Linked DNA regions of Homo sapiens: region 2 is linked to region 1. A link is a loop called in an ENCODE intact Hi-C map of the cell type or tissue named here. Cell type or tissue: sigmoid colon. All regions are shown on one strand.

Region 1 (5,000 bases):
AGCTGCCGATGCTTGCACTGGAAATGTGGCAGGGGCTTGTGAGAATGAGGGGGTGATGGGCACAGCAGGTGCAGGTGGAGCCATGGCAGAGCACGGGTGGCCAAGGCGGCAGGGCCAGGTTGGGAAGGACTTGGAGGCCCTGTGGGGAGTTTGGTCACAGCCCAAACAGCAGGGAGAAGCCTCCAACGCAGTTTGGGGAGAGAGGCTCACCACGTTTGCATTCTTGCAGCGACCCTTCTGTCTGCTGTCTGGGGTATGCCTGGGGCAAGGAGCCTCAGCCCCAGAGCTGGAGTGTCTCCGACACGGGGGCCCGCGGCGTCTGGGGTCCCTAGATGGTGGTTGACATCAGAGCAGAGCAACAACTGGGTTCTCAGGGGTCAGGATTTTGAGATTCCTCTTAGCCCCTGTTTTCTGGGGTCGGGATTTTGAGATTCCTCTTGCCCCTGTTTTCTGGGGTCGGGATTTTGAGATTCCTCCTAGCCCCTGTTTTCTGGGGTCAGGATTCTGAGCTTCTTCCTAGCCCCTGGTTTTCTGTGGTCCATCTTCTTTGCCTCCCTCCCCTGACGGGGCGATACCTGTGGCCCTGCAGGGTGCACAGCAGGTCTGTGTTCATGAGTCCTCCCATCAACTTGGACGTCTCTCATGAATTGAATGTGAAATAGATACTGAATGAATGCTTGTTGAACTTTTTTTAAAGATTTTCTTGTGTCCTTAGTGCTTTGAGACCTTCACATCCTGTGTGTTTGATCTCTCCATCTGCGGCAGCAAGTAGATAGGTGCTATCTCCAATATTTTATCCATGAGAAAAATGCGACCCACACTAGTTAGCTGGCCCATGGGGGACCCTGCTGTGCTCAGCTTGCTGGGGTGAGAGGACATCCCAGGTCCTCCTGCCCCTGTCCCCAGTGCAGGCGAGGGGTACACACAGGAGCTGTCACCGGTCTGCAGCGCCTGCTGGAGAACGAAGAAGCCTATCGGAGATTTAAAAACGAGGCTGCGGCCTTGCCTTCCGGGGCCTCCTGGCTCCTTATAAAGCAATAGGCTCAGAGCAGCAGCACCAGGGCTCCTGACAGCCGTAGAATTCCCAACATGGAAACGATTGCTTTGTTATATAAACTATTAATTCCAGCATTAAATAGTCTCCTGACACTGCACATGGAAACCGCCACTGCCGAGTGGGTCTGTGTGCTTGGAGCTGAGCCACGCTGTGGAAGCAGCTCTGTGGCCCGTTTCTTTCATCCCCTAGGGTCACGCGGCTCCCAAGTGTCCGTGTCTTGAGCCTGACGTTCACAGCACTGGCTCTGCACTGGTTCCAGTTGGGCCAGATTGGCTGGTGCGTGCCTGAGGCCGAGAGGAAGCCACAAGGGCCGGGTGTCTGTCTGTTCTGTCATCTTAACCCTGCGTTTGCCAGGCAGACCTTTCCCTGCTTTTGTAAGATTGGGTTTTGCCCTGAAACTCTGGATTGCAACATAAGTGAGAAAAAGAATTGTTCCCTTCAGGGAGGGAAAGAAGCATCATCCCTCAGTCTCATTCGACCTTCTGCTGGTGACTTTGCCTCACTGGGGTTTTCACTTCCAAAGTAGGACTTGTGTGTAAATCTCTCCTCTTTGTGATTTTAATTTCTGCTTCTGAAATTTTAATTCTTACGGAAAGTCTCTGAGAATAACATAAGTGGCGTTTTTTTAATGAAGTAGAAAATGTTTCTAAAGAGATCACTTATTTTTCTCACTGAGGTTACAATTACTGCATTTACTTTTCTGTCATAAAGTGAAAAGGAAATTAAATAAATGGGTACCTTGATGTGGAAGCAGGAAAATATGCTGTTTGGAATTTTACGTGGAAAGCGCTCTGGCAGGGGCTCCTGTGGTTCACATTCTCTGACAGCAGCCTTGAGGGTGTGCCTTAGACCCAGCCTCCCGGAGGGCCTCCCCGGAGACGGGAGTTGACTTTCGAAATAGCCTTGGATGACGTTCCCATCGCTTCCAGGTTTGGGGAAATATGAACAAGCAGGCTGTGAGCAGTGGATACGCCTAGCGGGATAACAGACACGTGATGGCCCCAGCTTAGAAACGTGGGGAAGGATGTGCCCTCTTTCGGAGCATTTGCGCCTTTAGTTTACGTAGCTGCATGCTGATGACCACATGCCCTGATGGACGCAAGGTGAGAGGGAGAGAAGAGAGGCAGGAATTAATTGATCATTCAGCCTGAACCAATGTGAAATGGAGGAAGCCCCAGGCACCGTCAGAGCCACCGTGTCCCTGGTGTGAAATGGAGGAAGGCTCGGGCACTGTCAGAGCCACCGTGTCCCTGGTGTGAAATGGAGGAAGGACCAGGCACCGTCAGAGCCACCATGTCCCTGGTGTGAAATGGAGGAAGCCCCGGGCACTGTCAGAGCCACCGTGTCCCTAGTGTGAAGGTGGAGGAAGCCCCAGGCACCGTCAGAGCCACCGTGTCCCTGGTGTGAAATGGAGGAAGGCTCGGGCACTGTCAGAGCCACCGTGTCCCTGGTGTGAAATGGAGGAAGGACCAGGCACCGTCAGAGCCACCATGTCCCTGGTGTGAAATGGAGGAAGCCCCGGGCACTGTCAGAGCCACCGTGTCCCTAGTGTGAAGGTGGAGGAAGCCCCGGGCACCGTCAGAGCCACCGTGTCCCTAGTGTGAAGTGGAGGAAGCCCCGGGCACCGTCAGAGCCACCGTGTCCCTAGTGTGAAGTGGAGGAAGCCCCGGGCACCGTCAGAGCCACCGTGTCCCTAGTGTGAAGTGGAGGAAGCCCCGGGCACCGTCAGAGCCACCGTGTCCCTAGTGTGAAATGGAGGAAGCACCAGGCTCTGTCAGAGCCACTGTGTCCCTAGTGTGAAATGGAGGAAGCACCAGGCACTGTCAGAGCCACCGTCTCCCTAGTGACAGCGTGGCATTGATTGAAGGTCAGGCCTTGGGCCCAACCCAAGAAGCTGTTCAGGGAGGATACTGTGTAGTCAGCCAGCTAGCTTCTGCCTGTCAGTCTCTCACCTCCCACCACCTGCCATCTGTCCATCATCTCTGTCGTCTGTCTATATGCATCATCTATTATCTACCTGTCACCTATGACCTGATTGTATTCGCACGGGAAACATTGGTTCTTCAAAATAAAGGACGGCATGTAAAAGTGCTGCTAGAAGGTTTGCTCATGTAAACCTGCAGCGAGTCTATCATGGGAATCTGGTGGACCTCTGTCTACCAGATGCTGAGGCAGTCCAGAGTTAAAAATAACTGGACTTTTTCCATGAAAACGTAGCAGGAGTTTGTGAGCCATGAGCTTTGGGGCCTGAGTGAGCCTGGTCTCAGGGCCGTGGCATCCAGCGCTTCGGCTTTGGGGTAGCATGCACATCAAGCCGTCGTCTTCTGCATTTTGGGATAGAATCATCGTAAGTTTCCCCTTTGCCCGCCCCCCAGTAACTGAACAGGTAAATGATCACCCCGCGTCTGCCCAGGTCTTCAGCGCACTCCCAGCCAGTCACTTACCTGCAGGTCTCTCTGCGTCAGGCACAGACGTCTGTGTGTGTGGTACATGTGGTACACGCAGGAGCACCCTGGCTTCAGTTTGTAAGACAACTGGGTTGGGGCACAGTTCTATGGGACATTGTCTGGTTTTAAGGATAACTGTGCATGTGTGTTACAAATAAACCATGAACAGTCATCCACGACATCACGCAAGCTACAGCGTGTGATTTATGCCGTGGGTACCCAGAGGCGTCATCCATGCAGGGCAGGGGCTGGGAGAGGGCAAAGCAGGAAGTAGAGTCCCGTTTCCTTCGGAGAAGGGCACTTCCCAGGCAGGTTATGGAGTCAGGAGGATGTACGGGGCGTGAACATGCGAGGAAAGCCCAGGAAGCCAGGGCTGCGGCCTCTGGGCACCACACCAGCTTTAGAGTGGAAGACTCTAGGTGTGGTTTTCATGGGACATGGTTTTGGAGCTGGACAGAGTTTTGTCTTAGATTTGTGGTCCTGGGTGAGGAACGTGAGTACCATTTGTGCCTCAAATTCTCATCTGTAAAATAAGTTCTTATAAGGATTAAACACTTTCATCTTTGGGGATGGGCCAGCAAACCCTCCTGTGAAGAGCTGCACTGAACTGTCTTGCCTTGCAGCTCGGCAAGGAGCAGGCCGTGAGCACAGAGCGTGTCTCCAGAAGTGGCCTGGAAGCTGGGCTCAGCCTCGAGACTTAGTTCCCAGACCCTGGTTTGGGGGAAAATGCGGGGCATGGAAGTTACTCAGTGCTGCCACCCTTTCCCACCTCCTAGGTTTTGAGAGATGATAGTAACCTAGGATTTATTAAAGTCTTGTCTGGAAATTTTCTTTGCTGATTGACTGGGGGCTCGATTTAAATCAAGCACGTGCACATGTGGCTGCTTCTGTGGTTCAGATTTTGGACATTGTTTGTAAAACGGGTTAACAAGGCATTTCCAAAAGCAACTGAGCGTCTCCGTAGTGGGCAGCTGATGGCTGCCGGTGTGGAGTGCCCGGCAAGCTTTAACATTTCTGCAGAAATTGTCCTTTGTTGTCAGTGGCCAGCTACCTAGTTAGCATCGGCTGGGCACGGTGGCTCACGCCTGTAATCTCAGCACTTTGGGAGGCTGAAGTGGCAGATCATGAGGTCAGGAGATGGAGATCATCCTGGCTAACATGGTGAAACCCTGTCTCTACTAAAAATACAAAAAATTAGCCGGGCGTGGTGGCCAGCGCCTGTAGTCTCAGCTACTCGGGAGGCTGAGGTAGGAGAATGGTGTGAACCCAGGAGGCGGAGCTTGCAGTGAGCTGAGATCACGCCACTGCACTCCAGCCTGGGCGACAGAGAGAGACTGTCTCAAAAAAAAAAAAAAAAAAAAAAAAAAAAAACACTCATTGATGGGCGGATGCGGGTTCCGTGTCATTTGGTTCTTGGCTCCGTGTTGAGACGTCAGCCTTGTGTTCCGTGGGGGAGACGAGAACCTGTATCATGAGCTGTGAGTTGGTGGAGGCAG
Region 2 (5,000 bases), 190 kb before region 1:
GAGCTCTTTCCCATTTGTTTAGGAGGTGCTGAATTATTTTGATAGAACTCATAATATAGCCTGCAAAAATTGTTGGTTTTTGGTGGAAGAGAAGTTTTGAAAAATAGGTGCCATGCTTTGTACTCTGTGGCTTTGGTAATTGTCAGCGTGTTCCATGCCCACTGACTCCATCCTCCATGCTCTGCTCTGCTAGTTAATGTAGCCGATTCCTTCAGCGAGCAGTTATGCTCCACAGTAGTGCAGCCTAATGTTTTTTCAGCAGGGGAGAACCTGCTTGCAGAGGGAGGTGAAGGCTCGCGCACGTGCCAGGTCTTCCTGTGTTGGTTGAGGGACCTGTGTGCGTGTGTTTATATATATATATATATATATGTATATATATATATATATATATATATTTTTTTTTTTTTTTTTTTTTTTTTTTGGGGACCAAGTTTCACTCTTGTTGCCCAGGCTGGGGTGCAGTGGTGCAATCTCGGCTAATTGCAACCTTCGCCTCCTGGGTTCAAGTGATTCTCCTGCCTCAGCCTCTCAAGTAGCTGGGACTACAGGTGCCCGCCACCACACCCGGCTAATTTTTTGTATTTTTAGTAGAGATGGGGTTTCACCATGTTGGCCAGGCTGGTCTCGAACTCCTGACCTCAGGTGATCCCCCTGCCTCAGCCTCCCAAAGTGTTGGGATTACAGGCGTGAGCCACCGTGCCTGGCTGTGTGTGTTACTGTTAGCACATATGAATACGTGTCAAGTACAGAGACATGGTCTTCACACAGCCTGCACGTTGCTGTCGCCAAAGAGGGGATCCTAAAATGATGGCCCAGTGGGAGGTTTGTAGGTTTTGGGGGTGGCTTTTTCAGGACACTTGGCACAAGGTCACAGATATTTGTGGCTTTGGAATGGAGTTCTGCCCTCGGCACCCCCAGCCCTGTGCATTTCTTGGAGGTTCCACCCTGCACAGTGAGGAAGTCACACGCCTGTGTAAGAGCTGACCAGGGGACCACCTTCCAGAGCCTAAGAGAAGGTCCTGAGGACTCTGTACACATTATTTTCATTGAAAAGAAATAGTTTACTCTGAAAAAACAAACGTGGGAAAGCTGAGCTTCATTGAGCCTCACGGACAGTTTGTTGTAACTGAGAGGAGGGTAGGAGGGTCAGTGGGTTCAGGAGGGTGAGGACTTCTTGGCCAGGTAGCGTTGTTACATCTATCTGAAAGTCACAGATAACTAAGTATCAAGTCGTCACAGATATTTAAGTATCCTGAATGAGATGGCTACCTGCATGATGCATTGAAAACATCATTACTGGTTGCGTGCAAGATGCATTGAAAACATTGTGACCTGCACAGTGGCAGCACTGATATGTGTGGGCTTTTGAACGTGTGGACTGGAATGTTAAGAGTCCTTCAGAGTTATGACAATAGTTTGATTTGAATGTTCTTTTCTTGGCGAATAAATGCTATACATCAAATTTAGCCAGGAAGCTAGGAAAGCGAACCCACATGAAGGGCACAGGCCCATAGGCTGCTCCAGGTGCCGTTAGGGGCCCGAGCCACGCGCTTCCCGCTCAGCCTCCTGAGAGCCATGACGGCGTCTCTGTTCTGCCTCACACTGGACTTGCTAGTTTCATATTCTTGTTATGGTTCCGAGGCTACAAGCGGTTGGATTCTGTGAGTCACTGTCTTCCTCCTCCCAGCTGCTTTCAAATGGGTCGTCTCTTTTTTTAGAACTGATTTTTTTTAATCAGTGATTTATGGGGTGAGTTGTAGCGCTCTCCTGAACTGCAGAGGGAGCGCACTGAGGAACCTGGGTTTTGATGCTGTGCACATTGGCTGAGTCACCAGCCCAGGGCCCCGTCAGTCCCATTATTAAGCTCATTTCTTGCTCTTCTCATCGTTACTCAGACGCCTTTAAAAAAGCAAACTCCTGCTTGCCGTCACTGGCTGTTTGGCAAATGGGTGTTTACCCTGGAAAGACGGGCATTTTGTCCTCTGGAACGTCTATGGCGCCCTTTGGTGACGTGGTCGGTTTCTGACCACTCTATCTTGTGGGTGTCCTTCCTGCTTCCACCTTCCCTTCCCGAACGCCTCCACCTCCAGGGCTTTAATCTTCCTTCTGTGTGTGTGCCATGCAGGGTTTATGACTATTGTGCCAAAAACTTGCTACATCTCAAAAGAAGTAATTGCATCCATTTGTTGGTGATGATCATAAACAGTGCCCTTTAAGGGAGACTAATTGGTAAACCCGGCTGCTGTGGGTAGAAAGACAGCGGTGGCTGCGGAACGAGGGCTCCGCCTCTTCGGAGCCTGCACAACCGTCCTGCCTTCTTTCTTCAATATCCAGTAGGGGAGTTAATTTTAATAAGCCCTTGAAAGCAACAAGGCAGGAAAGTGCTAAGACATTGAGTTGTGAGATTTACAATTACAACCAGCAGCCTCTCATTTTCCCTTCGCTGGGGGTTGCTGCTTCGGTTTTGGGCTGCGGGGTATGTTGGTAGTGACATCGGCCCTTTGTGCTGCGCGACTCATGAATTGAGATAACTTTTTACTAAGTGCTTTGTGCAGTAGGTATGAAAATGGGGAAAGAAGGAACACTGTCCAGGGTAGAGAGGCGTGGAGAGATGCTGTGACTGATGGTAGGTCTTTTCTTTTGGGCTCCTGGTTTTAAATCATTTTTTGTTTCGCTAATAGCTTGGAAGATGGTTTTTGTGTCTTAATTCAAAGATTGAAGACTGTGGGCCGGACCCAAACTAATTCCATTGGCATCAGAGAGAGGGATTCTTTACATATTTATCTATAGGCACGATTGATTTTTTTTTTTTGCTGAATTATCTGGTTAGTCAAATCATATATTAGAGAAGTAATATACCATTAAAAATTAAAAAATAAAAAATGTATCTGTAAACATATCCCCCTTCCATTCCAGTCTTTGTCTCTGTGTAATTTTAGAACCCTTGAGCCATGACGTACATAGAGTTTGTATTCTTTTAATATCTTGCTACTTCATCGTTTTAATGTTTAATCTTTGGGTTGATGTATCACAGTTTACTTGACCATTTCTTACAGGTGTTTGGTTTAGTTTTTTTTTTTCCTTTAACTTTAATGTAAATTTGGGTGTTTGGCTGGTAGTTTTAGCAGGATTTAAGGCAGAGCCTCAGTTAAGGCCTTGTATCGATTTATGGTCCCTAGTTTGAGGAGGGAGGTGGCAATCTGCCCTTTCTTCTAAAATTGGTATGTTAAATCACAATGGACATTTACTTGATTTTGAGCACTTGGGGCTCCCCTGGGGTTCACTGGTGTTGCAAGGTCAGGGCTGGGGATCTTCTGCTGGAGAGGCCCCAGTGTGCCCAGCGCAGGGTCCTGAGTGCGTTGCTGCAGGAAGAAGCCCTGGCCTTTGTCCTCCAGCGGCCGTTGCTCTGGGAAGAGCTGGTTGCTCCAGGAATGAGGTCTATGCTCTGAAGCCCATGGTCAGCAGACCAGCAAAGGTCAGCACAGAAGACCTTATTATGTGAATCATTCATTTAACAAGCATTCATGGAATACACACTCCATGCAGTTGGAACTTAGAGTGGAAGGCCATCAGCTCACTGTTGCCTGAGCAGAGGCTTGGTCTCTGGGTCCCTGTTGCAGCCTCTGCTCCTAGGAGATACACGGTGAGTGTTGGGGGGCCCTCCACAGGCACAGTTGCCGAACAGGGACCTCTCCCAAGGGCCTTAGCCCTGGGCCCTGAGCTCTGAAGAGGAGGAAGGCGTTCCTGGGGCCAACTTCCCTTCTGGATGCTGAGCTCTGCACAGAGAGAAACTCTTCCACAATCACTGCAGTGAAGTTCATAAAACAAATAACACTTTAGAGACTGGGGTCTGCATTCCCTGGAATTTCCGTGGCCGTAGATGGTGGCTGTACCATGTGACTGAGGGTCTGTGTTCCCTGGAATTTCCGTGGCCATAGATGGTGGCTGTACCATGTGACTAAGGGTCTGTGTTCCCTGGAATTTCCGTGGCCATAGGTGGTGGCTGTACCATGTAACTGAGGGGCTGCATTCCCTGGAATTTCTGTGGCCGCAGGTGGTGGCTGCACCATGGGACTGGGGTCTATGTTCCCTGGAATTTCTGTGGCCATAGATGGTGGCTGCACCATGTGACTGAGGGTCTGCATTCCTCGGAATTTCTGTGGCCATAGATGGTGGCTGTACCATGTGACTGAGGGTCTGCATTCCCTGGAATTTCTGTGGCCACAGGCGGTGGCCATACCATGTGACTGAGGGTCTGTGTTCCCTGGAATTTCCATGGCCATAGGTGGTGGCTGCACCATGTGACTGCGGTCTGTGTTTCCCAATATCCGTGGCCATAGATGGTGGCTGTACCATGTAGCTGAGGGGCTGCATTCCCTGGAATTTCTGTGGCCACAGGTGGTGGCTGCACCATGGGACTGAGGGTCTGCATTCCTCGGAATTTCTGTGGCCATAGATGGTGGCTGTACCATGCAACTGGGGCCTGCATTCCCTGGAATTTCCGTGGCCACAGGCGGTAGCTGTACCATGCAACTGGGGCCTGCATTCCTTGGAATTTCCGTGGCCGCAGGCGGTGGCTGCACCATGCAACTGGGGTCTGCATTCCCTGGAATTTCCGTGGCCACAGGCGGTGGCTGCACCAGGCAACTGGGGTCTGCATTCCCTGGAATTTCCGTGGCCACAGGCGGTGGCTGCACCATGTGTCAGGTCCTCTGTCTCAGGAGTTGGTGCCATTGTCTCTATTACTCCCTCGCCTGACACAGAGCGGCAGTTCTTGACTTTACCACTCCCAGGAAGCACACAGGCAAAACAATTCAGAACAATCTGTTTTGAATCCTTGTTTTATTTCCCCATTCCCTTTCTCATCGCATGGAAATTCACATCCCTGTAAAGCTGAAAATGGTGTGGATCTCCCCTGATGGTCTTTCCAAGGAATTATCAGCAGGTAAACTAGACCGTGTGGGCCAGTTTACCTGAAATGAAAACAGAAACGTCACTGG

The links. Peaks named below come from ENCODE experiments on the same cell type or tissue, not always from the same donor. Only the 100,000 strongest peaks of a DNase experiment are listed, where the experiment ranks them.
Region 2: a loop joins it to region 1, with 3 times the contacts of the local background. A loop is called at or near these places in 8 of 110 quality-filtered maps.

Annotation. Positions count from the first base shown.
Region 1 is chr10:487,443-492,442 of GRCh38, reverse strand. The region is part of intron 1 of DIP2C (disco interacting protein 2 homolog C); the gene reads left to right. Among named protein-coding and RNA genes, the nearest start is that of DIP2C-AS2, 140 kb to the left of the region's middle. RefSeq lists an enhancer at 713-1,240. In sigmoid colon, no CTCF peak of the experiment used is centred here; DNase peaks (open chromatin) are centred at 120, 1,222 and 1,992; H3K4me3 peaks cover 1,153 bases.
Region 2 is chr10:680,557-685,556 of GRCh38, reverse strand. The region is part of intron 1 of DIP2C (disco interacting protein 2 homolog C); the gene reads left to right. Among named protein-coding and RNA genes, the nearest start is that of DIP2C, 6.6 kb to the left of the region's middle. In sigmoid colon, no CTCF peak of the experiment used is centred here; a DNase peak (open chromatin) is centred at 1,916; H3K4me3 peaks cover 1,444 bases; H3K27ac peaks cover 441 bases.